Regions from separate parts of the Mus musculus genome. Here all the other regions are linked to region 2. Evidence: chromatin loops called from intact Hi-C (ENCODE). Cell type or tissue: left cerebral cortex. All regions are shown on one strand. Region 1 overlaps Gabrb3 (gamma-aminobutyric acid (GABA) A receptor, subunit beta 3). Region 2 holds the start of Gabrb3 (gamma-aminobutyric acid (GABA) A receptor, subunit beta 3). Region 3 overlaps Gabrb3 (gamma-aminobutyric acid (GABA) A receptor, subunit beta 3). Region 4 overlaps Gabrb3 (gamma-aminobutyric acid (GABA) A receptor, subunit beta 3). Region 5 holds the start of n-TEttc7 (a tRNA gene). Region 6 overlaps Gabrb3 (gamma-aminobutyric acid (GABA) A receptor, subunit beta 3).

Region 1 (5,000 bases), 55 kb after region 2:
GGTGGCGAATGGTGTTCTGAAATTTAAAGTAGCTACAAACACTCAAAGACTCCCATCAGGGAAGAAGGGTAGACTGTTACCACCAGCTGAAGACAATCCATGGATCAATGCACCAGTAAGTACAAAACACATTGCGCATATTTTGCAATGTCAGCATGCTTTGTTTTGAAGCTGTCATGATGCTGTCATGATGCTCCCTTTGCTCATTCTTGCTTTTTGCTAGGACTAGGTCTTCAAGGGAATACCATCACAATCTTGTTTTGTTTTGGTATATATAGGACTAAGAACTTCCAGAAAAGATCACTAAATGAAATACTGCTATAGATGGTTATTATGGGACAATTTTGGGATCTTTCATTTTTTCCAGTGTGGTTGGAAGAAATGCATAGGTTTGTGTAATTGGGGACTTAGCATTCAAAATGATTAATGGGCAACCCCATTTAGTCTTGTGAAATGTCTACCTTTAGCATGCTTGGATGTGCCTATAGAATATTACATATGTCTGCTGAACTAATGGGATACCAACTCAGAAAAGGAAGACCTATTGTGCTTGCAAGAGGCCTCTGCCTGACAAGACAGCAGGCGAGTTCACAACTAGGGAGTGCAATAAACACCAAAGAAGCAGCTTGAAATCTTGACATATATTCTGGGAGATAAAGAAAGATCTTCGGGTGTGGGAGAAGACAATCCTTTGTCTAATTAACAGTCCTGAGAGATGTCTTAACAACAACAACCACCACAGCAGCAGAGTTTCAGATCTGAGCCTTACTAAGTAGAAATTGTTCAGACCAGAGGCAGAGGGCAGTTTGTTATGACATTTTGTAGTCATGTGTTGGATGCTTAAATCCTGACTTTTTAAGTTTATGATATTGAGAAGTTATGTTTTGGAGAGGCAACTGGGAACAATGAAGGCATAAGGGTAGGGTTTCAGAATGCATTAGACTGAAGTATCAGAGATTACAAGCCTGACTCACATGTGGTGCCCTTCCTCATATTTTTATGAGTCACGAAGGCCCTACCAGTCACTGAGCAAAATCCAAGTGGCATGCTTTTTAAATTCTATCCTATAGAACCATGAGCTGAATAAACCTTTCTATTTTATCACCTGCCTGGTCCATTATGTTCAGTCATAGAAACAGAAAGCCAGCTCTGACAATATCTGCTGTAATCCACAGCCTGCCTGATAGGGTAACAAAGGAGTGCCTAAAGTGCTAGGGTATGAGGTTAGCCCCATATCCATATGGCCTTTGAGGTCTTTCAGGATTAGAAGCTCAGAAGGCTTGGGCATTGGTGGCACATGCCTTTCATTCCAGGTCTCAAGAAGTAGAGGCAGGGATATCTCTTGAATTCAAGGCTAACCTGCTCTACATAGTGAGTTCCAAGACAGCCAGGGCTACACAGAGAAACACTGTCTTCAAACAAACAAACAAACAAACAAGCAAGCAAGCAAACAAAAAGCTTAGCAGTGATACTATCAGAACTGAAAGCTTCATGTTTGTCTAGAGCTGAATGGACACAAAGATGATACTAAGAGTTGTGTCATTTAAGGAGACAAAGGTGGTAGTGGGAAAGAATGGAGGCCCTACGGGGCGTAGGGGAGAAGAGATTTGAGATTTGTAAGTTGATTTGTAAGACAAGCTGTGACAAGAGGCCAAGCAGCAAGATCTGTTGGCAGGTTTCACGGCTAGAAGAGCAGAGGTAAGATTTGAACTTAATCATTTGGAGACTGTGGACAATTTCAAAGATGTCTAGGCATGTATTTTCCAAGGCAGCTATGAGGATAAGTTATCATGGTATCCCATTTACTGGCGTGGTAAGTTGTGAGAAATTTGCTATTAGATGATTCTGTTCTTGTGTGAATACACTGCTGTGACTCTGTAGGGTGTGCTATCTGAAAAGCCACGATTGTACGTGAGATGGACTGAATTGTTGCTATGTGCCACATGGCCATGCATGGACCAGAGCAAGAGGACAGTCATGCTGCACTGCAGTAGGAAGACATAGGTGACAGTTTTCCATAGCTTTTGACACTCTTAGTGAGCATGAACTTGAATGCACCCTCCTCAGCAAGCAACATGCAGATCCTTATTGTACCTGCTTTGATAGACACCCTTTCCTCAGCACTGAGGGTGGATTTCCTGCTTTTGGATAGTGCAGCCTTTACACACAACTTGGCTCAGTGGGAAGGTGGTGAGCAAGTTGCATTGAGTTGCTAGAAGCTGTTTTTGCAGTTTGTACCCTCTGCGCCTTTAGGAGAAAAAAAATCAATCACTGTCTTAGCAATGTGAAGATGAGGCTTTCCTGTTTCCTTCCCATGAGTTATAATATTGATCTGTGGATGTGGAGCCTAGGTTGCATATATTTGATTAGGAGGTATGGGAATTCCTGTAGGCTCAGCTTGTCATTCAACTGAAAACCAGCCTCCACAGTGGCTTTTGTTCTTATGGCCTGTTCACAGTGCATCTGGGGATTTGTGTCTGGAACGTGTATCAGGACTATAACTTTCAAAGTAGTCTGCAGAATGCTGAAGTTGCATAAGGAACACCCAAATGCTAGGCAGAGGACATTTTAATGTTTATTAGCAAAGACACCATTTCACATATGGTAACGAAGGTCTTTCAACATAAGCACACTGGAATAACCTGTTTATCATAAGGGAATCACATCATCTAATTCTAACCCCATGTGAATACTGATAGCTATAGTACATTTCTATTTCTGTCCTTATCTCAGGAGAATTTTCTGTTAGATCAGTATTGGTAAGAGAATAATGTTAATAAGGGGCCCTTATTTTATGATGTGTTTACCATAAAACACCAGCTGCATCTAGCCATATGCATCTAGTTCCTGATTTGCCACTCAAGGACTTATGGTCACAATTGGGTGTGTCTATTCAAGTCATATTACATGGTTGAGATCTTCAGGAATGTAGCATATCCTACAGACAGCTTCAAGAAGAAACATTTCCTGCAAAGCATCCTATCATTCTGTCCCCTTTACAGATCTTAGAGATGTATCTGAGAAGCTTACAGACGCATAGTTGACTTTGCCACAGAAACAGTGGCTTCAAGCCATACCCTTTAATGCTTCTCCTAGATTTTTCTGGCTTCTTTAATAGCTAGCTCCTGACTTCCACCATTTATCCTTCCTGTGCTCTCTGAATGGAAGATACTGGAAGCTTGCTGATCTGGGAGAACATTGGCATTTTTTCTCCAGCTCACCTGTGTGACTTCTGAGTCGCTTCACCTGGGTCCTCACAGGCCATCCCATCCAGCTATTAGGCACTTCACTTTTCTATGTGGCTATTGTACAGATAAGTGCATTTTCACCGGCTCCCTTTTTGAGAAGTATTTTATCATCTTGAGGCACGTAATGAGTGTTTTTCTTTTTTTCTTAAAATCATTTAAAAACAGAATTTTATGTGGATTTTATATTTGTCCCTGAACACTTTACCAAATATTTCTGAGCCAAGACTATTTGAAAAGTAGGTGAAAATGATACTAGTGCAAGGTATTTGGCAGTGCTAGGTATATATCATATATTACTCATCATTCTGAGACTTCAGGTATATATCATATATTAGTCATCATACTGAGGCTTCTACATGGTTTGCTCCTTCTTCCTCATAGCATCTCTAAAGGTTGAGGTTACTTTAGAGCTCTCTGTAGAAGAGAAGCAGCATGCTGCAGTGATTAAGAAAATTGCTGAAGATATCCCACACATCTTCCTTTGCTGAGCTTTCTGGGTGTTGGAACGGAAGAATAAGTCGACAATTATTATCATTGTACCTGCCACTTGCATGTGTTAGAGTTTCCTTCTGGGCCACAGTGCCCGTGTCAATAATCTCAGCCCCTCCACAGTAAGATGAATACTAGAAGGTTCTTTCCATTTCCCATTCTCTCTCCCTGCAACAGCCCTCTTTGATCCAGGCTCCTGTGCCTTCTCTCCTGTTTAGGACACTGCTGTAGTTGCAGCATCTTTGCTGGTGTGAAGGGCTCTTGAGTGGATGCTGGATAGCTTGCCACTGCATCTGAGCCCACACAGTCAGCGCTCAAGTTAGAGCAGGACATCCTCCTCTTCCTACCCACTTCATGGGTAGAAACAGTATGATCATCTTCCCTAGATGCTCATTCTGTCTCTTGCTAACAAACACCACTCAAACCAGCCCCATCCCTGAGATGGCCAGTAGCTGCTCGGTATCCCTGACAGCAGTTACATTACTGAGCCTTCCTTTATCCTTCATGCCATGATCATTTTTTGGACCATCTCTCCTGCCACAGCCCTGAAGAGTGCTTCACTGAAGGCTAGCAGAGATGCCCAATTTCTCATAGTGACTTAGTGATTTGTGTACTAGCATTGCTGCTCAGACCTTTGTATCCTCCCTCCGTTAGGCCTCCTCACTCCCTTCCCAGCCTGTTTTGCTCAGAGTGCTATAGTCCTCTCTGTGCCTGGACTCTGCACAGCCACACAAGAAAGCATCAAAAAGGTTTCACTGTGTTCTTCCCCTCGCTGTCCTCTGGCCACTTCCTTGTTTCTACAAATGCAGCTCAACTCTAGTTATTCTCTTCTCTCTGCTGTACCACGCTGAGCACTGTCAAAACTGAACACACTCTTCCTCAATTCAAAGGACTCCTCACCCCATCTTCGCTCTGGCAATGACCTCCACCTGCCGCGATGGGTCCTGGTTGGTAGTCTGTGGTGTTTCTGAACTCTGTATCCTGCTGCCAACTTTCTCTGCAACTTACATGGCACTGCTTCCCTGCCTGCTTATTCAGCTGTGCTCTAGCTCATGGGTCTACTCTACTGTTAAGCAATCTGTGATGCTCTAAAAGCAAGGAGCCTCTGCCCTGCCTTCCCAAGGTCAGTGCTTGGGAACGGTGCCCAGCCTTTGCTTTCTCTTCACTTTCCCATCTCCCATATCACCTGCACACAGTTGACAGGACTTGCATGGAAGACCAGCTACAGTCATTTTTGAGTAATAGATTTGTACCAAATGAACA
Region 2 (5,000 bases):
CCAACCCTCCACCTGAGGATCTAGATAGCAAGGAATCCTAGCCTGCTTCAAGCTGCTTAGCTGTGCACAAACTGCCATTTGCCCCCCTTTTCTTGTCATGAACATTTACCCAATGTGGACTCCTAAAGTCATATTGTCTTAATGGTCATGATTAAATAAAAGTCACATGATGCCAACATGAAACTCACTATTTTGTACAATTAATACACAAGAATAAGAAACAATATATTTTGTCATGAATGAGCATTGTTCCAACCCAGAAACAAGAAGATAAGCTATAGAGCAAGGAAGTGATTAGTACAGGTGAATTGATTTGGTTTCCTTACTTTCAGTTTGTGCTCTTTGAAGCCTCCCATAGTCCTTTGCACTTAAGTCTGATGCTCCCCATTTTGTTTCCTAAATGATTTATATTATACGACTTAGAAAAATGACCAATACTCATGACACATTGGCTCAGTTCCTCCTGAATTGGCAACACATCATCACCCAGTTAATCAAGGTGTGACAAATTCTTGGTTTTAGGAACTTCAGCAACAGAGAAGGACATGGTCTGTAGTGCTCAGTGTTCACCCAGCCTTTTGGCATACCTTATAAAGTGGGCCAAGAGCAGAAGGAAGTTACTGCAGTGACCAAGAGGGTGAGCACATCCTTGGCCCATGTAACTTGAATTGCAGTGGTTACATGAGTGTGTGTTTTTAAAGTTTTTCCTCTTTTAAGATGATTTATTTTAAAGTGGTATTTTTAATGATTTACCAGGTGGTTCCAGACTTAGCCCAGATATCCAGAAAACATATCCCCAGGCAAAATGTAAATGGTACTTCGGTATTAAGTTGTGCAGCAGCCATGAAAACAGGAGTGGAAGGAAAAGGGATTGAGACCTGGAAAGGGAGAACAGGAGGATTTGCCAGCACCAGGCCAAGTTGCATCTGAGGAGCTGGGAGGTATAGCTCATAGGATCTGCTTTGAGAGACTGAGCCACTCTTCTTAAGAGGCAATAAGAAGTGGCCAATATTGGCCTCTTCTTTCAGTTGGCCGAAGATCCATCCTAGGACCACTGACTTGCTGGATTTTCGAGTAGGGCCATTTGGAGCAGGAAGTATTTTGTACTCTTTCCTCATCAGTTGAGAACATGGCCAAGATAGGAAACTGACAGCCTGCTCCCATCTAAGGTTGATCAGAGCTGCTGAAGAGTTAGGTGCTAGGGTAACAGCTGGTGATTTATGAGACTGACAACCCCAGAAAGAGATGGAACGAGATCGAAGGCGGACCACAATGACTAGTAATGCTCTTCTGCCAGCTATAGAACATTTAAACCAGTAGGGAGGAAGACAAGGCCCTGCAATGGCGTTAGCTGGTTCACATGTGCTCTTCTGATCATTATTTATTTTTCATAGTGATGGTTCCCAGCAGGATATATCCCTAAAGTTAGTACATGCAAACAGGAGACTGGTTAACCAAAAATGTGTGTCTCGATGAAGGTGCCACTTTGCAGACAGTTCTAGTGCACACTATCAGGACACAGAATACAAAGCACTTATGAATAGACTTTTCCAGAAAATAATTAGGGAGCTATATTTATCTCTGAACCTTCCAGGTAATGCAGTCACATCTACAGTTCTATAAATAAAACTGCTGATTTTCAGAAAAGCAGAGATATTTAAAATTAATGCACACATAAAAAATGCCAGCTTGAGAATAAAAGTCTAGATTTAGATATTTACCTACATTAATCTGGTAACAGAAAAAAAAAAGATATAGGAGAAAAAAACCGAGCCAATACTGGAAAATAGTCATATATTACTATGCACTCACCGCATCCTGGACGCCTAAACTAAAGAAATTAGAAACAGACCTGATTTGTGGGGCTCCCTGTTTGACGCATGGTTTAACTATAGAAAAACAGGCAACCCGTGTCTACAGGAGAGTAGGCACTCCTTAGGTGTACAATAGTGACACACGGGTGGGGCAAGCACCAGTGGGTGTACTCTAGTGATGTACAGGTGGAATGTGCACTAGCGAGTGAACAGTGGCGATATAAAATCAGAGTGTGTACCAACTGGTGCTTGTTTTTGACCAATATTCCAGCAGTTTTCTAATGACTACTAAAGAATGGAGTCCTGTCACAAGGAAAACAAAGATATTTACCTTCAAATAAGGGTGGATGTATCTGGTCTGCACCAGAAAAGGCACATTATTTCTCATCTTCATAATGACAAGCTAGGGTCTCTTAAGTGTGGCTTGAATTGCAGTTTTTCGACAAGATTTCTCTTTGCGGTTCATTATGAATGCGTTTATGTGAGCAGGAAGGATTCGGCACTCACTTGGTTTTGCAGGAGAGGCACAGCTTAAGGAGACTGCTTTTCATAGTCATATTTGATAAATAGATAATCTTGCCGCCATGCAAAGGGCTGGAAGATGGGTCAGGCGGGAAAGCCCGCGGGTGGGGGTAGGGGCGGGGTAGGGGGAGGCGGGGATCCCCACGTCGCCGTTGGTTCCTAGCTCAGTGACGGTAGAGTGGAGCAGTTCCCACTCAGGTTAGGCTAGAGGAGCAGCGCCATGTGCTCCGGGCTCCAGGCCCTGCTGCTGCCAATCTGGCTTTCCTGGACCCTGGGGACGCGAGGATCTGAGCCCAGCAGGTGAGGATGAGGCTACCTCAGAGCTCTGCAGCTTGGATCCGGACCAGGCAGAGCGCCAAGGCTCGGTGTGAAGCCCACTGGCTCTCCCGCTGAGCAGGGCGGGGGTTGAAGGTGGAGGGTGGGATAGGGCGAGGGATGTGGAGCACTTCCTATGTCCCTGGTGCCGGTGCGTTGCACTCCGGGCCCCATCCTTCGCCCGGCCGTTGCAAGCTCTGAGGACTTGGCTCCGTGGCCCATCCCCCGCCCTGCAAGGCGCCACGCAGTCGTGGCCCTCGCCCGCAGTGTCCAGCGCGGATCTGCGGCCGCACGCAAGCCCTTCCCCGGGAGTCCGGTGCGGCCGCTGCCGCGGCTTGGGAGGGCGCCGGCGCCCCGGAGCGACCGCGGACCCATAGGGGGCGGGTGCTGTTCTTGTCCGGCTCCGCCCCCGCCTCCGCCCGCCCAGCGCACCCGCGCCAGGGCTCCTCCCTCCCGGCCCGCTCCTCCCCCCTGCTCTCCTCCCCCTCCCCCTCCGCCTCCTCCGCTCCGGGCCAGCGCGGCGGCGGTGGCGGCAGCAGCAGCAGCAGCCCCGGCTGCGGGTCGCGACGGCGGCGGGGCGCCCCCTCCCCCGTGCCGGGGCGCGGCGAAGGGATGTGGGGCTTTGCGGGAGGAAGGCTTTTCGGCATCTTCTCGGCCCCGGTGCTGGTGGCGGTGGTTTGCTGCGCTCAGAGGTAGGGTCGCTGGTGGGTTGACGGGAAGCGGGCCGGGCGCGAGCTGGCGCGCTGTGTGCGCGCCGGGCGCTGGCGGGTGAGCCGCTGCCTGACCCTGTTCTCTGTGCCATGTGCCCCTCCTTCAGCGTAAACGACCCCGGGAACATGTCCTTTGTGAAGGAGACGGTCGACAAGCTGTTGAAAGGCTACGACATTCGCCTGAGACCCGACTTCGGGGGTAAGTGGGATGCGCGCGACCGCTGCGGGAAGCGCGATCCACCGTGTTGGCGGTCTGGGTGGAGAGGGAGGCGGGGGCGGCCTCCGCGGAGCTGCAGCGGGGTGGGGTGGGTGGTCCTTTGCGAACCCCCCAATCCTCAGAGCCACCCGTACCCCCTGCTGGAGCCTGGCTGATCACGGTGTGCTGCGCTTCCCGCAGGTCCCCCAGTCTGCGTGGGGATGAACATCGACATCGCCAGCATCGACATGGTTTCTGAAGTCAACATGGTGAGTGCCTGCGCTTCCCCAAGCTGTCCCAGGCCCTATCCGGCCGCCTGGGCCCATACAAATCTCCCCTGTTGGGCTGGAGGCCCGAACCGGCCTTGGCTTCCTGGCCCGCAGGGGAAGCCGCGCTCTCTGGCGTTGGGCTCCTGCCCGCCCTGTTCCCTGCACGCTCGTGGGCGCCGGGCCTGTCGCGGGGTCCTAGACTGGCCCAGAGTCCGGATCCTCAGCGCTACCCGATGCACCCAGGCATTTCAGGAGAGCTGTCACCTGGTCGCGAGGCTTCCAGAGTGCTTTCTCCCTTCCCTTAGCAACAGGCGCTGAGCGCTGTGAAGAGAGACTGGGTGTGGGGGCGGCTTGCATCCCCAGGTGAAAGGTACTTAGGATTTCCTTTGTTGTCATTTGGAAAGAGCTGCGGATCGCAGGAGAGAAGAGCAAGTGGTTGTAGTATGTGTCTAGAGGCTTCTTTGGTGGGTGTCCCAGCCTCAGCCTCTGTTTAGAGGCCCGGCTTCCTCCGCCGGGCGCTGTCCTAGGTGCTGACGGATCCCTGACCCGCGCTCTGGAGGGAGGCTTTGCCTGGGCTCTGGAAGATTGGCATTCCAGTGTCAGGGTTTATGTATGTGCTGACAAGAGTCAATATTCTGACATGTGGAAAGAGGAGATCAGTAGCCCTACAGGCTGAGACGGTGCTCCCCCTCCCCCCTTAATGCGCCAGAAAATAAGTAGCTAAGTGATGCCTTGACTTTAGGAAACAGGTTTCATTTTTCTGTTAAGTGGAACTATAAAAATTCTAAGAATGGGTGTTTGGAAGCAATATTTTTCTAGAACAATCATTTGGCAACTTTTCTTTTGGTCAAACAATGCTGAGAATATGAGTTTGTATGTTTTTCTTATTAACGTGATGTACATTGGAATCACATGGGCAAACTTGCTCTCAACTCATACTCTCCAGTGACTCAGTCCAAGGAGTTCTGACAGACATGAGCTAGAGTGGAGTGCCGGGGTATTCACACTTAAGGACAGTAGCTCAAGTTATTTTAAAACAGGTGTTTTGTGCACAATATTTTGAGAAACTTTTCTATAAATTATAGAGCTATAATTTGTACAAATAAATGAGAATAATTTTCTTTAAGCATTATAAGATTTATGTTTAAATAAATAAATTTTGAGGTTTATAGGA
Region 3 (5,000 bases), 200 kb after region 2:
TAAAGTATTAGAGAATTAACTCTTTCCAATGTTACTGTGAACACACACACACACTCAGAGAGAGAGAGAGAGAGAGAGAGAGAGAGAGAGAGAGAGAAGCAAAACGATTGAAAGACAGTAGTGTGTGTATGTCTGTGTGTATATAACTCAGTATAAAAGAGTACTTTATTCTAATCTGATTAGATAGCCTGTTTTCTGTGCTGAAATAGAAGAAAACAAATGTCCTCCATCTCAAACCATTCAGCAAGAACAGAGCAAACACTGAGATGCAATTTTCTTACAATCTGCTTCATCATGCTTGAGTGGCTGGACTGCTGAGACCCTTGGCAGTTGGAGTGAAACTCATTTCCCATCAGAATCGTAGCCTTACAAGCTGGCCATTTCTGCATCTTGGCAATTTTCTCCAATTTAGGAGTGTTCAGATGCCTTATTGATAATTCAGTGCTGTGTACTTCTACGGGAGAATTGAAGCTGCATTGCTAACATCTAACAAGAAGATGTGCCTCCTGCCACCTGAACAGTGCCGCCTATTGATCCTGACCTGTCACACACTGCCTCATTACTAGTTTCAACAAGTGTTTGTACTGAGTCTATGGCAGCCTGGTTTATTTTTAATCTCAACTGGTGTTCTACTGAGATTTGGGTGGTTAAGTGAATTTGCTTTTTTGGTGTTACTAGAAGAAGTATTTGTGGTTGGGGGTGTATGAAGCTTAAGTAGCATGAGGGAGTACAGAGTTGGGGCCACAGCTGACCACACTGTTCCCTTTGCTATAATGATGCCCATGCTTCCTGACATCTGTGAATTCAGAGATAAGGAATGTAAAGTCACATCCAATGATGCAAAATTGGAGCTTTTGAGGACACTGGCCATGGAGCTTTAAAAGGCTCAGAGGAAAGATGGTGATCCCTACAGTTCCTAGGATTAACCTAGGACGTCTAATGTCTTCTGTTTGGATAGAGGCCATGGCTCTGCTGAGACTATGGACATTTTAGGAAGTGAATGCAAGCTTTCCTTTAGGAAGCAGCTTCATCTCCAACTGCCTGCACACACCTCTGCACACACACTCATTATTGCAGTGTGACCTGAATCTAGCAGCTGTTGGGCAAAAGAGATTTCTTGGGTAAGGGATGACTTGTCCTGCAGAATTCCAGGCTGAAAGTGTATGAGGACAAGCAGAGAATTCCTTTCTGCTGACTTCTATGCACTGGGAGTAGAGTGGAAAAGTGGCATCTTTGTTTTCCAGCTGAGTATAAATTTGTTGATCCATTAATTTATCATCCCTCACCTACTTTGCAGGGTTCCTGTATGCCAGCATTGATGTTTAGCTTTGATTTTGTTTTCTGTTTCTGGGATTAAATCCAGGGCTTCAAATGTGTGAAACAAGCACTCTACCATAGAGCTGCACTCTGTCTCTGTGCATGAACTGTCATAAGTACAGGGGCATATAGCACAGAGGCAAAATGCTTTCCAACCTAAAGTACATGATCTAGAGGAATGTGAAACAGGCAGAATAAGCATTAAGTGTTTTGAAAAGACAAAAAATTAGGGTGATTGTGGGGTTGGGCAGGAGATGGGATCTCATGGAAAACTTCTGCAGGAAGCTTTCAGTAAACCTTGTGACCTAGAGGAGGATGGGCTATTTGAACACCTGAAAAGGATTCCTGCAGAGGACACAGCTTGTCTAGGCACAGGAGCTGCTCTGAGGAGTAAGAGAGATGCAGACCTGGCCTGATAATGGGAGAGAGAGGAACATCACATTGGAGTTCCTCTTGTAAGTTCCTGAGGTCTTTGTGAGAAGTTTGAGCTTATTTTTCCATTGAGTAGAAAGCCGTTGAGGGCTTTATATAAAGGAGTGATGTAATCAGGTGAGTATTTTATTAGGGAAGGGATTGTCAGGTCAGGAGGACAGAAAGAGGTGCTAAATGGGAGATGCCACACTGTGCTAAATGGGAGATGCCACCCTGTGGTTTATCCAAAGCACAGCAGATTGCTCTAGGGACAGAACATTGCAGAAACTAACGTCCTGGGCCATGAAAGCACTGGATACATTTGTTTTGTATGTGTTCAAGTACAAAATTCTATTGCATTGCAATGATAGGTTTTAAATCAGATTTCTATCTTATTGATGTAATTGAAAAATTGAATTGGATCTGATGGTCTGTGATCCCAGCACTTAGCAGATGGTATAGGTCATCTGGTGTTCAGTCATGAGATCTGACTCAAGGGAGAATCAAGGAGACACGGAAGAAAGGAAGTAAGGGGAGGAATGGGGAAGAAGTCAGGGTAGAGAGAAGGTTGAAAGGGAGAAAGGGAGGATAGAGGAAGAAGTAAAGGAAGAAGGGAGGAGTGACAAAAGAAGAGGGGAAGAATAGAAACAAAAAAAAAATAAAAAAAAATACAAAGAGAGCTGGAAATAAATGGACAATCTGTTGTGATCTTCTGGGTGACTCCTGGGTGGCGAGATAAGACAGTGCTTTGTTTCTCATTGATTCTCTCATTCTCACTCTCTTTGTGAGGATACCTATGCCAGTGTATTTGGGCCAGGAGTCTCCCAGCAAAGGGCGTTTCTAAAATAGGCAGGCACTTTAAAAGAACTCTTGCCACTAGACTCTGATGGGGAAAGCTGGCCCTTACTCTCTATAGCTATTTCTTAATCTCCATACTTTCTTTACCCTGGCATCATACTCGTGCTGCAAAGATGTGTGGAAAAGTGGATGCTCACAGTCATCTATAGGATGGAACACAGGGCCCCCAATGGAGCAGCTAGAGAAAGTACCCAAGGACCTGAAGGGGTCTGCAAACCTATAGGTGGAACAACAATATGAACTAACCAGTAACCCCAGAGCTCATGCCTCTAGCTGCATATGTAGCAGAAGATGGCCTAGTCAGCCACCATTGAGAAGAGAGGCCCCTTGGTATTGCAAACTTTATATGCTCCAGTATAGAACACCAGAGCCAAGAAGTGGGAGTGGGTAGGTAGGAGAGCAGGGCAGGGGGAGGATATAGGAAACTTTCAGGATAGCATTTGAAATGTAAATAAAGAAAATATCTAGAAAATAAAAATTGTATGGAAATCCTCACGCATGATTGTTTATAATGTCACTCTGGTCCAAGCTCTCATCTCCCACAGCTCCAGTTCTCTGCCTTTCAGGACCATCCTGGCACAAAGCACACTGCTGAGGTAACACAGAGACACCTGAAAGCTACTTTATTTTCATTCCTTACAGACGTGCACATTGAATTCTTTAAATCTAATAGAGCCATTACTTCCCTTCAACAAAAATAATTTCTTGGGCTATACATTGCAATTTAGTCACAGTGCCTCCTATCCACCATGTTCCTGCTTCTCTCTCCTGGTAGATGGCTACACTACGGATGACATTGAATTTTACTGGCGTGGCGGGGACAAGGCTGTCACTGGCGTGGAAAGGATCGAGCTCCCACAGTTCTCCATTGTAGAGCACCGTCTGGTCTCCAGGAATGTTGTCTTCGCCACAGGTGATCCTGTGTCCACTTTTAGTCCTTTTAAGATGCTCGATGCATTGACAGTATGGTCTCATAGTGAAGTGCATGTTGGCTGGCTTCCACGTATTGTCAGAAATTGACCATCACATGCAGTGTGTATGTAAAAAGCATTTGTACCTATGATAAGATTAGACCACCTGATAATGAGACACTCCCCAGTGTATGCTGTGGAAGATAAGACAGTGGATGAGAAAGTAGCTGATTCCTACTTAATATCATACACAATAGTCCATCCTTGGTTAGAGAAGAGACTGGATGGCCTTGGAGCTAATAAGGGCAGGAATGATAGATGTTCCCCTAAAAGCTGCCACCTTTTTTACTTCCTGGGCTTAGTTTAGCTTTGGTGATCCAGGACAACAGTGGTCCATGCTGCTCTCCGCACCCAACATGGTCTTCTCTGAATGCTGTCTGGTTAAGGTTGCCATGGCCTGAGCTTCACCACCATTGTTATCCAGCTACCCAGAAACAGAGAAGATATCTTCTGCTCTCTGTCTGTGCCTGCTGAGATTTGATTACATTTCTGTCACACATATTTGATGTCTGGGGTGATATCTCAGTTGCTTTTCATTCTTGGCACATGCTCTGCATGATAATTCAGATGATAAATCGAAGTGTTTTCCAAACTAGAGAATAGCCATGTGCACAAACAGTGTTAAAAATGCTAAAGGAAAGCAGAAATGTCTGTACATTTAAACAAACACCAACAGCTATAAATCAGTCTCAGGGTGTGATGGCATTAAGGAAACTGGCCCTTTGCCATCTGCGTAGTACCTGTGGGTGACTGTTGTCTCTTCTGCTTCCTAGGTCTGCTTCATTTCACCTTCATGCTGCTTTTTTCTAGGAGGCACTCTGCCCTGTTCCTACTGCCACAGCTATCCTGGCTGGGTTATGTTGTTGCTGTATACCTTCACAATCCACTTCCATTTCCACCCACAGCTTATGCTTCCCTTGATATCAAGAATGCATATCCCCAAGAGGGACTGGTCCTATTCGCAGCATGTGCAGCTCTCCCCCCGGCTTACTTCCTGCCTGAGATTGGAGCATTAGTCATTGAGTACCTGCACAATGACTCAAAGATTTTACCTGTATCTCCCCTCTCCAACCTGTCTTCTACGAGCCAATGTTAGTGGAGACAGAAGCTTGAAATTTTAAGTCAGTTTTGTCTGCATGCAGTATCGATGAACTGTGGTCTGCAGATCTGTGCAGATATACTTTGTGTGGGGTGTGAGAAAAATCAAGATCTAAGGCTTAGGATCATGTGTGCACAATCAGGAAAACTACTCTGATGCATTGAAGAAAATGGTTCATTTATTATGTATAAAATTGAGATGTCATCCTTTCTTTGCCCCAAGCCTTATATGCAAAGGGTCTGCTCAAAGTATGCTGGTAGTATTTCCACAGCAGAGAGATCCTGCCCATGTCTGCATTTGTCAACAAAGTTGCCTTTGTGACCAAAACCTGTTAACCGAAGACT
Region 4 (5,000 bases), 240 kb after region 2:
TTTCTTCCCATTAGGTGGATGCTCACGGGAATATCCTATTAGCACCGATGGATGTTCACAATGAAATGAATGAGGTTGCAGGCAGCGTTGGTGACACCAGGAATTCAGCAATATCCTTTGACAACTCAGGAATCCAGTATAGGAAACAGAGCATGCCCAAGGAAGGGCATGGGCGGTACATGGGAGACAGAAGCATCCCGCACAAGAAGACCCACCTACGGAGGAGGTCTTCACAGCTCAAAATCAAAATCCCTGATCTAACCGATGTGAATGCCATAGACAGATGGTCCCGCATCGTGTTTCCATTCACCTTTTCTCTCTTCAATTTAGTTTACTGGCTGTACTATGTTAACTGAGTGACTGTACTTGATTTTTCAAAGACTTCATTTAACACTGAGTGAAATATTACCCTGCCTGTCAAGTTTTTATACCAGTACACATACAAACACACACACACATACGCACACACACACACACGGACACACACACAATTGTGTATATATATGTGAACTTTCTCAGCATATATATAAAATACACGTGTATATGAGAATGTATGTGTATATGTTCAAGGACACAGATAAGAGTATCTGTGTACATAAAACAAATACGCATACATACCATACATTTTGCAACTATGGACAATTTAACACAGGATGCATATTAAAGAAACTCATAGCTTTTTCTTTCTTTTTTTAATTGAAAGGGACAAGTATCTAAATATTATGCCTCAAGAATGAGGGCGTGAAACACAGTCATCCCAAAGTGTGTCTTTTATTATCATAAGTTAGATATTTTCGCTTAAAAATCCAAAAGGAATTCTTAGTTAATCTTTGGGAACTCCCACAGCCGTAGTTGTACACCTCATACCCTCTCAGTTTGCAACCGAGGCTTGTTGGCTTCTCTGTGATGGGCTTGTTTCATCAGGTGTGTTTTTCTGTAGTGGGTTAGCATATGAGATGAGTCACTGGCAGTGCACTTACCTGACTCTTACTGGTAGGTAGCTCCTACGCTGGTGTCTGAATAGTCATCTTGAAAAACTCACTGGGAATAAACGGTGTCCCGTTTTAAGTACTCCACCATCCCATATACATGGGAGATTTCTGTTAACATTAAGTGGGTCCAGCTTAACTGTCATGTGGGAACACAGTGGCACATTTTGATAATGACATTCAATCGCTAGAAGTGTGCTCCACATCTCATCCAGATTTCTAGGTCTGCTATTTAACTGGAAGCATAGACGTCTCAGGTTCTTTGTTACTCTAAGGTAAAACCATCTAGAGTGGTTTCCCCCTTGCAGTTATGTTACCATTCTTATAACATTGTATGTTAATATAAATATATTTGCATAATATGCATACCTACATATATTACCAAGATTTTGTTTCTTCTGCTTGCTATCATGGCAGCATGCAACGTCATATTTTTCATTCTGTGATGTAACTATTTTCTGTTATCTAGAAGTTAGGATTGAATCTAAAATGTTTCTACTGTTCACTTTTGGAAACTTAAAAATCTTCACAGCCTTTATTTATGTACTGACATATCTCATAAGCACACCCAGCTCCTCCTAGACTGACTAGAATTCTGCAGGAACACTTCCAGTCTACACACCACACAACAACCCATGACCGTTTCTGAGGCAAGGAGAGCAACCTGACACAAATAGTCTCTTTTGGTTCCTTCTGATCCACAGCCTCATCAGGATTTGGACTTTTTAAAGCTCGTAGAAACAAGACAAGGTGCACCGGTTTCATAGATGCAACCTTAACTTAGTATTTAGATGAGCTCTTTCTAAAGAAAAACAAAGATGATATATTTTTTGTAAACTATTTCTATCACAGGCATCCATAAACCGACTGCAGTTATGTAAACGGGTGTCACAGCGAAGCATTTGGAAGACAGGATAAAAAACGACAAGCAGTAAAGAACTGCTAAATTAATAACCCCCAAATCCCACACACGCGGCACCTTCAAGTCTGGCGCCATCGTTTTTCCACATAGGCAGGCAGCACCACCACCCTCCCCAGGAGGCATGTGGACAGTCACCATGGACTGACACTACTTGATTTTTCGGTGGCCATTGCAATCTCTAATATGTGGGAGTCTGACTGTTCAAAACCTAATATTAAATAAAACCTAAATCCACAAAATCCGTGTGAGGGACAGTTACTGATTTTTATACCCTTTGCCTCCCCCATTCTTATCTGCTAAGTCTTCTTTACATCACTGCTCCTTTGTTTTATTTTCTATCTGGAGATGAGCCTGTGAATTTTGCCATTTGGCTTTTCTCTGGAGTTTTTTTCCCCCCATGGGTAACAGTGGGAGGAGACAAAAAGTTAGATTTAAAAAAAAATTCTGTAAGTGGCCTTATCATTGTAACATGTTAAAAGAATACAAATGTTTGCAAAGACCTTATCCCTTTCAATAATTCAGGTATCTCTCTCTGTATCCTGTAACTCAAGGTGTAAGTGCCACAGGTAGACAAGGAACTCCAAAATGCAAGCAGTGTGGCAGAAACAGTCACTGGCTGATAATTTATTATACTCAGAACTGTGACTTGTTTTTCTGGGGAAGTGACTCAGAGCTTTTTTGATGCATAGTTGAGATACCCACATATCAAGGCAGAGACCCCGCAGGGCTCAGAAGAGCAGCAGTGCACTCCCGGGGAATCTCTGGATAAAAATTTGCATGGTATAGTCATAATAGCTTTTGAGCTTTTTATATGCATTTGGCACCAAGACTGGGATCCACAACTTTATAGACACTGTAATGAAGTTACCATAGTAGCTAGACTCTAAGTAATATTTGTAATTACACACACATACATACATACATACATACATACATACACATACACACACATACACAAATACATACATGTATTCTGTAAAAAAAAAATCCTTTCTAAGATCCTTGGGTATGTGTTTGCTTTATTCCATTTCAGAAGAAAAATATTTTTCTTCTAATAACTTATGTTATGGCTTCTCTATTTTTTAAAGCTAGGAGAAGTGTTGAGAAGAGAAGTCTGGCTGTGTTAGCAGAAGAGTGGGTTCTGATCCCTATCTAGGAAAGTAGCCTCTAGTAACTTTACAGCAGCCATTTGAGTCAGTAAGTGAGGGTACAGAGGGATTCCACCAGGACCTCTGAATGGAGGTGGCTGTTACCCATGTCCAGAGCTCTTAAGAACAGAAAATTTTAGCTTCTCACCAATTCAATAAACCTTTAGTTTTCTCAATAGTACTGTCTTTCCAAAACGAAATGCTTCGCAGAGGGCCCATGGTGTTGACGCCTTGATGACAGCCCTTTATTAGTCATTTCCAGATATGTCTGTGACAATTCAGTAGCCCTTCTCTATCAGTCCCAGCAGAAAAAAGACTCACCAGAGTGGAATTATCTTTAATTGAATGAAAGTCACTCCTGCTCACCAATCCCGGGACAGTTGAGTGGTTGTGTTGCCAATGCCGTGACACCCTCACTGCCCCTGAATCTCAAATGAACTAAAGAGTATATCATAATAATGTTCCCACTAGGCTTTAAGTGACATGTCCATCTGCAGTATTGTGTGTTTTGATGCCAACACGGGGACATCTTCAGTTGTTCCCATCAAAAGCAGTTCTCTTGTTTTGAAACACGGAGTTGACAATTTCACCAATGAGATCATCTCAGAGGGGTCAGGCACATTGTAGCTGTAGGTGTTTGAACCACGGAAACACATTCTGAAAAGATGTGTCCATTGTTGAATCTCCTTGCTTAAAAGCATAAGCCTACTATAATTCATATTTTAACCCTCCACCTAAAAATAAAAAGAGTTCATATTTCTGGCCATTTTCTGTAAGCCAACTGAACCAATGGTAAAATATTTTGTTACTTTTGGAATGAACTCTGACTTCATGTCAGTGTGAACTTTCCATCACAGTAACATTGACTCTTTGGGCAAAGAACTGCCCTGGTGGAGTAAATTTCCCAGGACACTGGTGAGTGTACCTTGGACTGATTACCTCTTCTACTGCATTGAAAGGTGCCATGTTTTCCTGAATGACTAAATCCCCCTCACCTTGTAAGTGACCTCCCAGAGTGGCTCATGCACCATAGCTCTCCTAGGGACGGCCCACAAACATGTCATTCGTGACTCATTTTTCTACTTCCCAAGTCAGTAGATGTGTTCAAGGTAAGTACAGGATTGTTCTCGTAGGAATAGGCGGTTGCTGTCCTGATTGGTATTCCCGTCGATTTCATTTCATTGTAAAGATTAAACTTAAACCCGGTTTTGCTTAAGCACATTGATGTAATTTTTTGGTATTATTTGACATGAAAAAAAAAACAGCAAAATTGAGTGACAGATACAATATGAAACTTGTTGAATGAATTCAAATTTATTAAAAAAGGACTAACTGATAAATGTGAAGACTGATTTTTTTTCTCTTCCTTTCCATCTGTTAATGAATACTTTTTTAATCCAACCTTGTTTAAGTACACATGTCCATTTAGGTTATGTGAAAGGAAAATGAATTTGGAGCCCCAAGTTGACCGCTTAAGAGAAGAGTTAAATTGTTTCTTTTGAAAAAGGAAAAATCAAGATTTATGTAATTTTATGTAAGGATCTAGGTTCAGTTTCTAGTAATAAAGAAAAGTCACAATTTAGCTTGGAACTTCAGAAAACAACTAATCATACAGATATAATCTATTCTAGTGTTTTAGGGCCTACACATTTTTATATTAAAAGCTATGGAACAATCTCTTGTTGCCTTTCTAGTGTGAAAGTGAGATGATATCATGGACTGAACAACTGAGTGAGCAAATGAATGAATGCATGCAAACTATGGGCATCTCCATGCAGACAGGTTATCAAGAGACATGTACTGCTCTCAAAGATCCCAGGGGTCTCATAATGCTCTTAGCAAGGTGGGGCTGATCAGCTCAGTGGGTGTACACTCATGCATAGCAACTGGGAGTAAAGTAGTTGGGAAAAATATGAGGGACATTTGATGCAGTGTCCTGGT
Region 5 (5,000 bases), 810 kb after region 2:
CATGTGCTGAATACTGTGCTGTGTTCTTGCATGGACAAGGTAGGAAATCAGTTATGGCTTTTACCTTGAGGGTGACTGTGCTGTGTTTTAGGGGTTTAATGTTTTCATGGTGGAAATGGTGAGAAATATAAGCCTCGGGAGTCATCAAATAAGTACCAATGAAAAGATCAGGTCACTGGATTCCAGTGAATGTCAAAGAGAAAGCAAGAAGCACAAATAGACAGAACGCAGGATCTGCCCTGCCACTCTCCCAAGTGTTGGCTGTGTACACATAAACAAGTCAGTCTAGCTTTCTGGGGCAAGAACCTTCACAAAGTACAGGGCCCAACTCATGAACAACAGCACAACACAGGTAACATCCTTATTCCAAAAGTAGCTGGAAAGTAGATCAGCCACATATCCAAAACTAGAGGTGTTGTGTCTGCCTGTCGCCTGCCCAGTAGCTAAGGGAGACAAACAACAGATGACTTAGGTAGAACGTTCAGGGACAGCTGTGCTCACTAACCGCTGGCGTGGAGTCAGTGCCTCCTTCACTTCAGGCATAAGACTACAAGCTCACTGTCAGCATGACTCAATGCTCTCACAGCAACTGTACTTCATTACTGAGGGAAATTCAGATGAATAGTTACCTTTCAAAAATGAGGACTTCTGTCAGTGGTACTAGACTCCAAAACACAGGGAATGCTTATACACACATATTAGTGATCTTCATACTACCATAATGAACTATGCTTTTTGCAGGCAATTCATAAAGAAAGGGTAATCCAGAAGGCAGAAGTCATGGCCCTGGCTTCAGCTCCACAGATGTCATCATGTCATGGCAAAAAAACCAACCAAACAAACAAAAACCAAGTAAACAAAACAAACAAACAAACAAAAAAACCCATGATTGTAGGGTCTCATGAGTGAGCAAATGATTCCATCTTTAACAACAAGTTTAAAGAAGCTTTCATAACTGCCCATTTTGGGAAGGAGAACTATTTTCTGAAGGTACTCATAAGAACATAGGGCTTTGTCTTAGGGTTTCTATTCCTGCACAAACATCATGATCAAGGAGCAAGTTGGGGAGGAAAGGGTTTATTCAGCTTACATTTCCATATTGCTGTCTATCACCAAAGGAAGTCAGGACTGGAACTCAAGTAGGTCAGGAAGCAGGAGCTGATACAGAGGCAATGGAGGGATGTTACTTACTGGCTTGCTTCCCCTGACTTGCCCAGCTTGCTTTTTTATAGAACCAAGACTACCAGCCCAGGGAGGACACTATCCCCAATAGGCCCTTCCCCCTTGATCATTAATTGGGAAAATGCCTTACAGCTGGATCTCATGAAGGCATCTCCTTAACTGAGCTCCTTTTTCTGTGATAACTCCAGCTTGTGTCAAGTTGACACACAGTCAGTACAGGCCTCTCTCTAGACCCCACTTCTCAAAGACCCAATCTTCCAATAGCCCAGGACCAGCACTGTGGCAATCACAGTGAACCTTTGGAAGCCTCAAACTGCTGGAGCCACTGCACTCTCCACATCATTCTCTCTACTCACTTCCAGATGATTCCACTAGTAAAAGGCAGTGCAGCACATATAGCCTACATAGTCAGTAGCTCTCCATGACCGTTTTACTCAGAATGTTCATCATCATGGAATAACCCATTCCTCTATGAAAACACTGTTTTCTACATTTTTATTATTTTCATAGTATTTCAATACATTTGTGTCATGGGCTTAACACAGGAAAGTCTCCTGCAGGAATTTTACTAGCTCCATGAGCAAGAAGATTTGGGGAAAACAAAGCAAACAAAAATACTGTGGATGGGTTTAAGGTTTAGGCTTTAAAAGTACGGGTCATTTTTTCAGACCTAAATGTTTCTTAGGTCTAAATTCTATTGTTAAAGTTCACTTAGGAGGTTGAGGCAAGAAGACTATGAGTTGAAGACCAGGCTAGGCTATATAATGAACTCTATACCACTACCCACACACACATACACAAAACCCATTCCCAGTATCCAAGTATCCAATAAAGGAGGGAAACTAGAAATACAGGGTATTACTGCCTTGTTCTTAATTTTTCAAGTCTTCTTTCTCGATGTTCAGTCTCCTCACCCAAAAGTCCACCAGCTAGTAAAAAATTCTATTACTTTTCATAATGATTTTCCTTATTAGAGGAAGCTATTGAAGTATTATTAACAAATAGGCCCAAATTTTCAATTATTTCATGCACTAAAACTTGATTTGCAACTACACCAGCATACTGAGTACCACACGTTGCTTAGGTACTGTGATTCCAGAAAAATCCCACTCTCTGTTTTGTGCTTTCTGGGATCTCCTGGGCCTCAGTCTACTGTGTTCAGACAGTTGACCAACAGAGAAAGAAACAATACAACTGCCTTCCTGAGCAGGCGGTCTGGAGTCTACACCAACCTATCGCATAGCCTTTCACAGCCTAGCAGAAATGAAAGCTGGGAAAGAAAACCTCTGCATGGTAGCTGGCTTTCCGCAGTGACTACAAGGCACGGCAGGAAAAGCATGTCATTCTAACTCATTTGTGCGGAGGGTAAATAAATGGCCTTATTCTGTCTTTGAAAAACAGAAGCAAGCCAAAGACCCAGACTTCCCAAATACCTGTTCACTATTTGCTGCTACCAGAAGTCACCCAACTCCCCAACAATCCTTCCTAAATGTGACTGCCACAGGTCTCCATAGGGAATGCTGAATTGAAAACTCTGGGTTAAGTGTATGCCTTTTCTGGAGGCTGTATATTTCCATCCTCTGTCGCTCTTCTTGACAGGAGTATTTTAGCCTGTTTTAAATTGTTGTGTGGGCCTATTACTTGTGGTAGAGTGTATCTAGCATCCCCAGGTTCAGAAATTAACCCAGAATTCTAGAACCAATTAGTTTTATCAATCAATTAAAATGTAACTCTATGGTATTAACAGTACCTTCTCCGTATCCAGTAAGAACTGTCTCTTTTTAGCCTTCCTCTGACTCCTGCCCTCCTCACTCCCCGCTCATGCTCTTTGTAATGCTAAGTGTATAATGAACGTTTTACAGTACTTTTGTTGCTTGTTGACTTCTTTATAGAGGCATCTTCCCAGCAATGCTTGCGAGTATTATGGATTCTTTCACGGTGCAGACATCTGAGATTCTATTATTGTCAGAGATTAAATGCCCTCCTCCCTTCAATAACATAAGGCGATCTACGTCAGATCTTAAAATAGAACTTCAAAGGCCCTTTGTGCAAAACAGCCCTTATTTGGGGATTTCATTCATTTCATTTTAGTTCAGAGTTTCATTTAATCTCAATGAATGAAAAATCAAACAGTGAAAATGGCGATCTAACCTGTATTTGGAAAAGCCAGTCTAACAGTCTCAGCACCAAACCCTGAGGACAAGGCTCCTGACCTACCCTTTCTCAGCACCAGTGTGCTGATCCATTAAACTATTGTTTCTCCTACTGCACTGCAGAGGGTATAGCCGAGGTTTAGAAAGAGAGGCAAGTCTGAGGGTTGGATGTGAGCTGTATGCAACGCCAAAGAGCAGAGCCACCAAGATCCGCAAAGCCGCGCGTACAGAGACAATGCCTCCAGCACTGCAGGGACTGAGGACTCAGTACTGCCGCGCAGGCGCAAAGACAGCCTGCCGAAACGCAGGGCGGGGCGCTAGAGACGGAAGCAGCTTTGAATGATTCAACAGACTTAAACTAGAAGTTGTTTTCGTCAGTTCCCACATGGTCTAGCGGTTAGGATTCCTGGTTTTCACCCAGGCGGCCCGGGTTCGACTCCCGGTGTGGGAACAGCAGCTTTTTTTTTTTTTTTCTTGTGACGTGCTCAGCGTTTCACAGTATGACATACAAACAGTGGTCAAGCTGTTAGATTCTGAAAAATTCCCTGGTCCTTAGTCCCCTATGGCCAGTTGTTACGAAGTGAAAAACTTAGAAACACTATCAGTGAACAGAGGAACCACCTTTCAGGACCTGCCCAGTTGGAGCCCTGCTTTCTTTGGAAAGAAGCTTTGTGAAGGGGAATCGCAAAGGCTGAGATACTAAGAAAGCAAACTCCCAGAAGAAACAACTTTATGGACAAGTGCAGAGTAATACAAAAGGCAACTGGAGAGGCCACATTCATTTATTCATCTCCTCACACTTTGCCTAATAACTTACAGGAAACAGGCATGGAAGCAGTCTCTGGGTAGAATTACAGTTTTAGTTAGGCTCAAGCTTCCAAGCAAAGCCATATTTTCAGAAGTGGGAGACCTTGAAATCTTCAATGCTGCAAACAAATCCAACTTGCGTGTTTGCCATGGTAACCCAAGCCTGCATGTGTTAGTGCATACGTGCAATTGTTTCAATGTTTGAACCAATCCCTGTGCTATTCGTAGAGCTTAGGTAAACCTTGTAACCAACCGCACCATGCTCCAGTTGCTTGCCTTAATGCAGTGGTTCTCAATCGTCCTAATACTGTGACCCTTTAATACAGTTCTTCATGTTGTGGCAACCCCCAACCATAAAGTTATTTCATTGCTACCTCATAATTGTAATTTTGCTACTGTTGTGAACTGTAATGCTAATATCTGATATTAGGGTATTTGATATGCGATCCCAGTGAAAGGACTGTTCAAACCCCAGATGGGTCCCAACCTACAAGTTGAGAACCACTGCATAATAAAACAGAAATCTGGACCAAGAAGACTCCAGACCATTCATAGACCAACAGCATGAATGGCAGAGATAAGAGTTTTTGGAGAAGTTACATTATCAAACAAAGATAGTACTTTCGTCCTTTAACTGGATACTAATTCTACATTTTCAGCTTGCTTAGAAGTCCACATAAAATATACCTATAAAGATCATTCGAGTAATTTGCAAATTATTGCTTTAGCAATTGTACATCATGTGACATTAGACAAATTCTTTTTTAAAAAATATATTATTAATTCTCAAAGAACTTCGTGCAATGTATTTTTGTCATATTCGCCCTAACTCCTCACCCTAACTCCTTCCAGATCCAC
Region 6 (5,000 bases), 220 kb after region 2:
TCTGAGTGTGCTGCTGTGAAATCACTTGCCTTCAGGAGGTCCTGACATATGTCTCACTGTAGAAGCCAGAGGTTTTCAAAAACTCATTACCCTATATCCTTATAAGAGTATTTATCTACATGCATCTACTGGGGTTACCTTTCAGACTCTAACAATTATGTCTAAACATTCTCAATGATAAGAGCACTTTGATTACAAAAAGAAAAGTAAGGAAAAAAAGAATATGTATTTATTGGCAATATAATATATTGCTATCAGTTAAGGCATGTAATTCCCAGTAGTAGACACATAGCAGATTTTCTCCTTTTTATCAGTTGATTTATTGAGATATTCATATACAATATAATTCACCCATTAAAAGTCTACAATTCAGTGGTATTTTATGTATCTGTAGGCTTTTGAATCCTTGAACACAATCAAGTTTAAATTTTACTACGCCTCAGTGAAACCATGTAGTTTTGGGCAGTAATTTTCCCAGGCCCAGTCACTAACCTACTTCCCTTTTCTCTGTGTGTGCTTATTCCATGCACTTAGTGTAAATGGAGTCACACAATAGAGTTCTTTACAAGTGGCTGTTTTCAACTAAGCTTTCTTTGGCACGCATGGTGCACTGTATCTCATTTTTTATTACATTTTACTGCTGAATACTATCCTATTTTATGAATAGACTTGGTACTTCTCATCCATTGACCAATTAATTTTAGTTATTTCCACCTGGGGGCTATTTAGAATGAGATTGATATCAACATTTGTGTACATGTTTTGCTGTGGACATTTTTTTCTATTTATTCATTTACATTCATTTACTGCAATATGATAATTTATTTTTAAATAATTTTTATTTGATGATTTCTGACATGTACATAATGAAATATGATAACATTGACCCTTCTCCCCCTCTAGTACCCATTGTACTTCCTCCAAAATGTCTCTCATACAGCTTAATATATTTTTTATTTTTCATTACTCACTAAGTCTAATTAGTACTGCCAGGGTGTGTATAGGTTTGAAGCCACACACTGGAGCATGAAAAAGTTATCAGTGACCATATCACAAAATAATGATTCTATTTAGTTGTTACCACCTGTCAATAGTTCTTTACTAAGGGATGCAGCCTTTAGATCACCCATACCATCTATACTGGGATTTTAACTGCCATAGTCTTATGTAGGTCTTTTATATGACCACAGCTTCTGTGAGTTTATTAATATGATAACCATGCACACCAGTCCAGAATGCATCATTCCACAGCACTCCTCCAACCCTCCAGCTCTTCCTTTTCCTCCTGTCCCTTCTTTGGCAACTCTTGAGTTTTAGTGGTGTTGGGATTAATGGAGGTATCACATCTAGGGCTGAGCCCTCAGTCTCTTCTTTCAGCACTTTGATCAGTTTTTCATCTCTGTATTGATTGCTGCCAACCAAGTTTATAGGTATAAGCATAATGAAAACAGAAAGCAGTTATTTACCCAATAATAGCTGTGCTGCTACAACACCAATGGGAAGACTGTTCCAAGCAGGTGAGCATTGTAGCATGTATTCCATGATTGTAGCCAGTGCTGGCTAAGACCAAGAATTTTTTTTTTCAGCCTGCCCAGCATCTTCTGACGCTATGAACACAAGAGAGGACATTTCTCAATAGACTTGAAATTGATTTCTCTGTGTCCTGTCACCAAAGTGTTTAATTTCCTTAGTCATAGTTCTTATGATGTAGTTATGCTGGGTAACTAAAGGCAATAGTTGTTTTGGAGACCTCCCTGACCAAAAACATGTAAGGAGGTATCCCATGCCTTACACTGTGATTTTAATTTGATAATGCATAGACATATTTTTATTGTGTCAAACAGTGAATTCACATGTTTATTAGTTGGTGTGATGCTTTAAAACTTTCAAACCGTTTTCTGAAGTGATCCAGGTATTTTATACTGACACCCGCAACATGTACAAAATCTAATTTCTTCATACCGTACCCAGTCTACACTGTCGTTTGACTATAACTCTCCTAGTAGTAATGAAGTGGTTTCTTATTGTGCATTTGACTTACGTTTTTCTGATGAAAAATCTAGCTGAGAATCTCTTCCCTGTGTCCACTTTCTTTAGAAAAACGTCTATTTTAAACCTCCCCCCAACTTTTTATTTGGTTATTTGTCTGGGATATTTTTGAGGAGGAGTAGGCATCCTTCATATGTTCTGGATATCAAATATATGCCTTATAAATATTTGTTTCTATCCTTAGGCTTATATTTTTACTTCCTAGGTGGTAATCATTTCCACCATAATGGTTTTTTATTTTAATGAATTATAACATCACATTTTCTTCTATTTGTAGTAGTATTAATGTCTTGATATTGTGCTTACGGAAACAGAGGGCCTATGAGATTGGACAGCATAAGCAGGAATAATCCGAGTAAACTAGGAAGCTAGCCAAAGCACACCTTTACTCTGTAAGACTACAAGGACATTCAGTCTGCTCGAGGTACATTTTCAACTTGAGTTCTGTTTCCCTTTTCTCTCTCTTCCATTTCACACATTTCCTTTCCTCTCTTTCATAGATCTTTATCAGCATATATTGAAGTGACTAGGAATGAGAGAAGGAAATTAGTCACCCTTTCCCCTCCTTCCTTTTTTGTAAGTTGTGATTGTGTTAAGTTTAGGTTGACCTTCGACCTCCTGCTGAGTGCTGGAACTTCAGGTATGCATATTGTACTAAAAATCACAGAATTTTTAACGTGGGGCTATATTACAAAGTCAAAGGTAAATTACAAGTGAATAAGATAGTGTGACAAAGGACCCAAAAATAGCCCTGGTGCTCTTTCCAGAAGGCAGTGATGAGAGACCTTTAGCAGCTGCCTGGAAAAGGAAGAGGTATAAGTGCCTGGATCACTCCACATCAGCTACAGAAATATTATCTTGTTATTCTACAGATACACTGGAGTGGCTGCTATCCATCTACAACACTAGCTTGACAGTGTATGTGCGCATTTTTAATGAGATCTTCAAAAATATTGATGCCTAGAGAGTGGTGTAAATTTAGGAGAATCGGAGGTCCAGAGCCTGGTTTTGGCATGGCTCTCAATGCCTCCAGGGAAAAAGGGTTGAGATCATCATCTTTGCTGGATACTTTTGCCAAGCAAGCCCTGACTCGGAACATTATGCTGTGCAGAGACTGCACCTCTGCCTGTTGACTCAGCATCTACTGAGGACCTGCCTGTATCTGCATTGGCACACAGGCTCCAGACCAGAGATCTGCATTTCTGTTGTCATCTTGGAGGTTCTTGTGCTGTTTTGAAGGGTACTCAATGCTTTTTATTTTTAAATTATTAGCCATTGGCTATGACTCCTTGTTAATTCCCCCACAGATACAGCATGTTATAGGGAGTTTAGCCCTGTCAATATCATGCCATGGTCTGTCAGAGTTAGATGAGGACCTTTATACTCTATAAGATGCATATGTACTAGCAGAAGGCTACTATTTACTTGGAATAGCTGTTATCTCTCAGAATTCTTAAGTTTACTAGTATCCAGGAATCTTATTCCTAGCGTCTTCTTTTTTCCTTATCCAAAGAAACGTAGTCATTCATGCATATTTGATTTCATTGTGTGGGAAACACAAATCACTAAATCTCGCTCCTGACCATGTCTAATGGAGTATGTTTCTAGTATTGCCCAGTCTTGCTCGGACTTGCCTAGGCTGCCTTTGTCAGAGACTGAGTCAGGAGTCCTTGGAGATTGCTTTCTTCATGCTTCTACTATTCTCTGCTCACTTCTCACACCTGACTAAATGCTAAAATGGCTTTTGAAAAATTGTGTTCTTTTTCAAAACAGAATGTATTTGCTAGATAGATATATTACAAAAATAGATCATCTTAATTATAAATTCTGTGTCTTGGCAAATTTCTAAATATTGATGTGTTTTTTAAACAGGATTAATATTGTCTTCCTAAAAGTTTCTGGTGATCTTGGAGAACTTGGTTCTGTCATTCTGTAATCTCTCATGCTGGCTGAGGGCGGATTTTCAAACAATTTCAGTGGTTTTACACTTCCTGTGTGTTAGCTTGAGTTTGTATTGTTTTTGTTTTGTTTTGTTTTGTTTTAAGTTGTACTTTAGAAAATGTTAAGAAATCTGATGGGGAAAATCAAATTTGAGAAATGTGGTAAATTTCATTGCACTTAAAAATACTTCTTGCTCTTTCCTGGAAGAGGACTAAACATTCTCACTCTCATGATGTAAAGGTTGACAATGAGGCGTGGCCAGTGAAACAGGTGGTAAGTATATGTGGCACCTCATCATAGCATCCCACAATTTTTGCACAGAAAGCACTAAAAAGATCTCATTGCTATAAACTACTGGGATTTGGGGTGTTTGTCACTGCCATGTGCTGACTGAAACAAAGGCTAATTCACCTACAATATAGGAAAAAAGGAAAGCAATGTATAGATGTCATGATCAGACACTGACATCAAATCACCATCTAAGTGTCAACATTGAAATGACCTCATTAAGATCTTATGGAGGTCATGTGATTTCAAACTGAGACACAGTGAAGCTATTGAATGCTTTGTATATTAAACTCAATTACAGAGTCCAGAGAATGAACGAAATGTTTTTTTTTTTTGTTTTTTTTTTTGTTTGTTTGTTTTTTTACCCATCTGTATGTGGGTGCATGGATCCTGGGTTGTAATGCAGGCTTTTGCTCAGCGTTGCAATTTCCTTGCTTGACGAGCATCTTGGAGAACGTATGCCTGCCAACAGAGATCTAATTTTGGTCAATATGGGTAATTATATTTTAACAAGGACAATTCAGGAAGATCATCACTGACATGTGGACGGAACATATAATAAGGATTCATGTAAATTGAATTGGGTCAAGAACTTGCATTATAGCCAGGGGAAGGGAATCTCCTAAAGACAGTGGCTATGAATCTGCAGTCAGGAAGTAATAGACAAATATGGAGACAGTGACAATATCCTTGACTGGACACTGACACGCTCATGTAGAGGC

What was found. A loop is a pair of places that touch in the nucleus more often than their neighbours do. Peaks named below come from ENCODE experiments on the same cell type or tissue, not always from the same donor. Only the 100,000 strongest peaks of a DNase experiment are listed, where the experiment ranks them.
Region 1: it touches region 2 in a loop (2.2-fold over the local background); 2 of 42 quality-filtered maps call a loop at or near these places.
Region 3: a loop joins it to region 2, with 2.1 times the contacts of the local background. A loop is called at or near these places in 2 of 42 quality-filtered maps.
Region 4: a loop joins it to region 2, with 2.5 times the contacts of the local background. A loop is called at or near these places in 2 of 42 quality-filtered maps.
Region 5: it touches region 2 in a loop (7-fold over the local background); 3 of 42 quality-filtered maps call a loop at or near these places.
Region 6: it touches region 2 in a loop (2.0-fold over the local background); 2 of 42 quality-filtered maps call a loop at or near these places.

What each region holds. Positions count from the first base shown.
Region 1 is chr7:57,643,489-57,648,488 of GRCm38, forward strand. The region is part of intron 3 of Gabrb3 (gamma-aminobutyric acid (GABA) A receptor, subunit beta 3); the gene reads left to right. Among named protein-coding and RNA genes, the nearest start is that of Gabrb3, 55 kb to the left of the region's middle. In left cerebral cortex, no CTCF peak of the experiment used is centred here; DNase peaks (open chromatin) are centred at 2,102 and 4,077; H3K27ac peaks cover 770 bases.
Region 2 is chr7:57,588,013-57,593,012 of GRCm38, forward strand. Gabrb3 (gamma-aminobutyric acid (GABA) A receptor, subunit beta 3) reads left to right here and starts at 3,161. Exons shown (of 9, transcript NM_008071.3): 1 at 3,161-3,343; 2 at 3,469-3,560; 3 at 3,759-3,826. The coding sequence starts at 3,264. It also overlaps a transcript of Gabra5 not described here. In left cerebral cortex, a CTCF peak has its summit at 3,048; DNase peaks (open chromatin) are centred at 2,017, 2,605, 2,775, 3,082 and 1 more place; H3K4me3 peaks cover 3,060 bases; H3K27ac peaks cover 2,406 bases.
Region 3 is chr7:57,789,131-57,794,130 of GRCm38, forward strand. It overlaps Gabrb3 (gamma-aminobutyric acid (GABA) A receptor, subunit beta 3), which reads left to right. Exons shown (of 9, transcript NM_008071.3): 6 at 3,362-3,499. Among named protein-coding and RNA genes, the nearest start is that of Gabrb3, 200 kb to the left of the region's middle. In left cerebral cortex, a CTCF peak has its summit at 1,983; a DNase peak (open chromatin) is centred at 1,058.
Region 4 is chr7:57,824,404-57,829,403 of GRCm38, forward strand. Gabrb3 (gamma-aminobutyric acid (GABA) A receptor, subunit beta 3) reads left to right here. Exons shown (of 9, transcript NM_008071.3): 9 at 15-4,399. The coding sequence ends at 356. Among named protein-coding and RNA genes, the nearest start is that of Gm23911, 180 kb to the right of the region's middle. In left cerebral cortex, no CTCF peak of the experiment used is centred here; a DNase peak (open chromatin) is centred at 1,888.
Region 5 is chr7:58,395,601-58,400,600 of GRCm38, forward strand. n-TEttc7 (a tRNA gene) reads left to right here and starts at 3,715; the gene lies at 3,715-3,786. In left cerebral cortex, no CTCF peak of the experiment used is centred here; DNase peaks (open chromatin) are centred at 2,774, 3,187 and 3,652; H3K4me3 peaks cover 2,093 bases; H3K27ac peaks cover 2,177 bases.
Region 6 is chr7:57,803,487-57,808,486 of GRCm38, forward strand. The region is part of intron 6 of Gabrb3 (gamma-aminobutyric acid (GABA) A receptor, subunit beta 3); the gene reads left to right. Among named protein-coding and RNA genes, the nearest start is that of Gm23911, 200 kb to the right of the region's middle. In left cerebral cortex, no CTCF peak of the experiment used is centred here; a DNase peak (open chromatin) is centred at 3,109.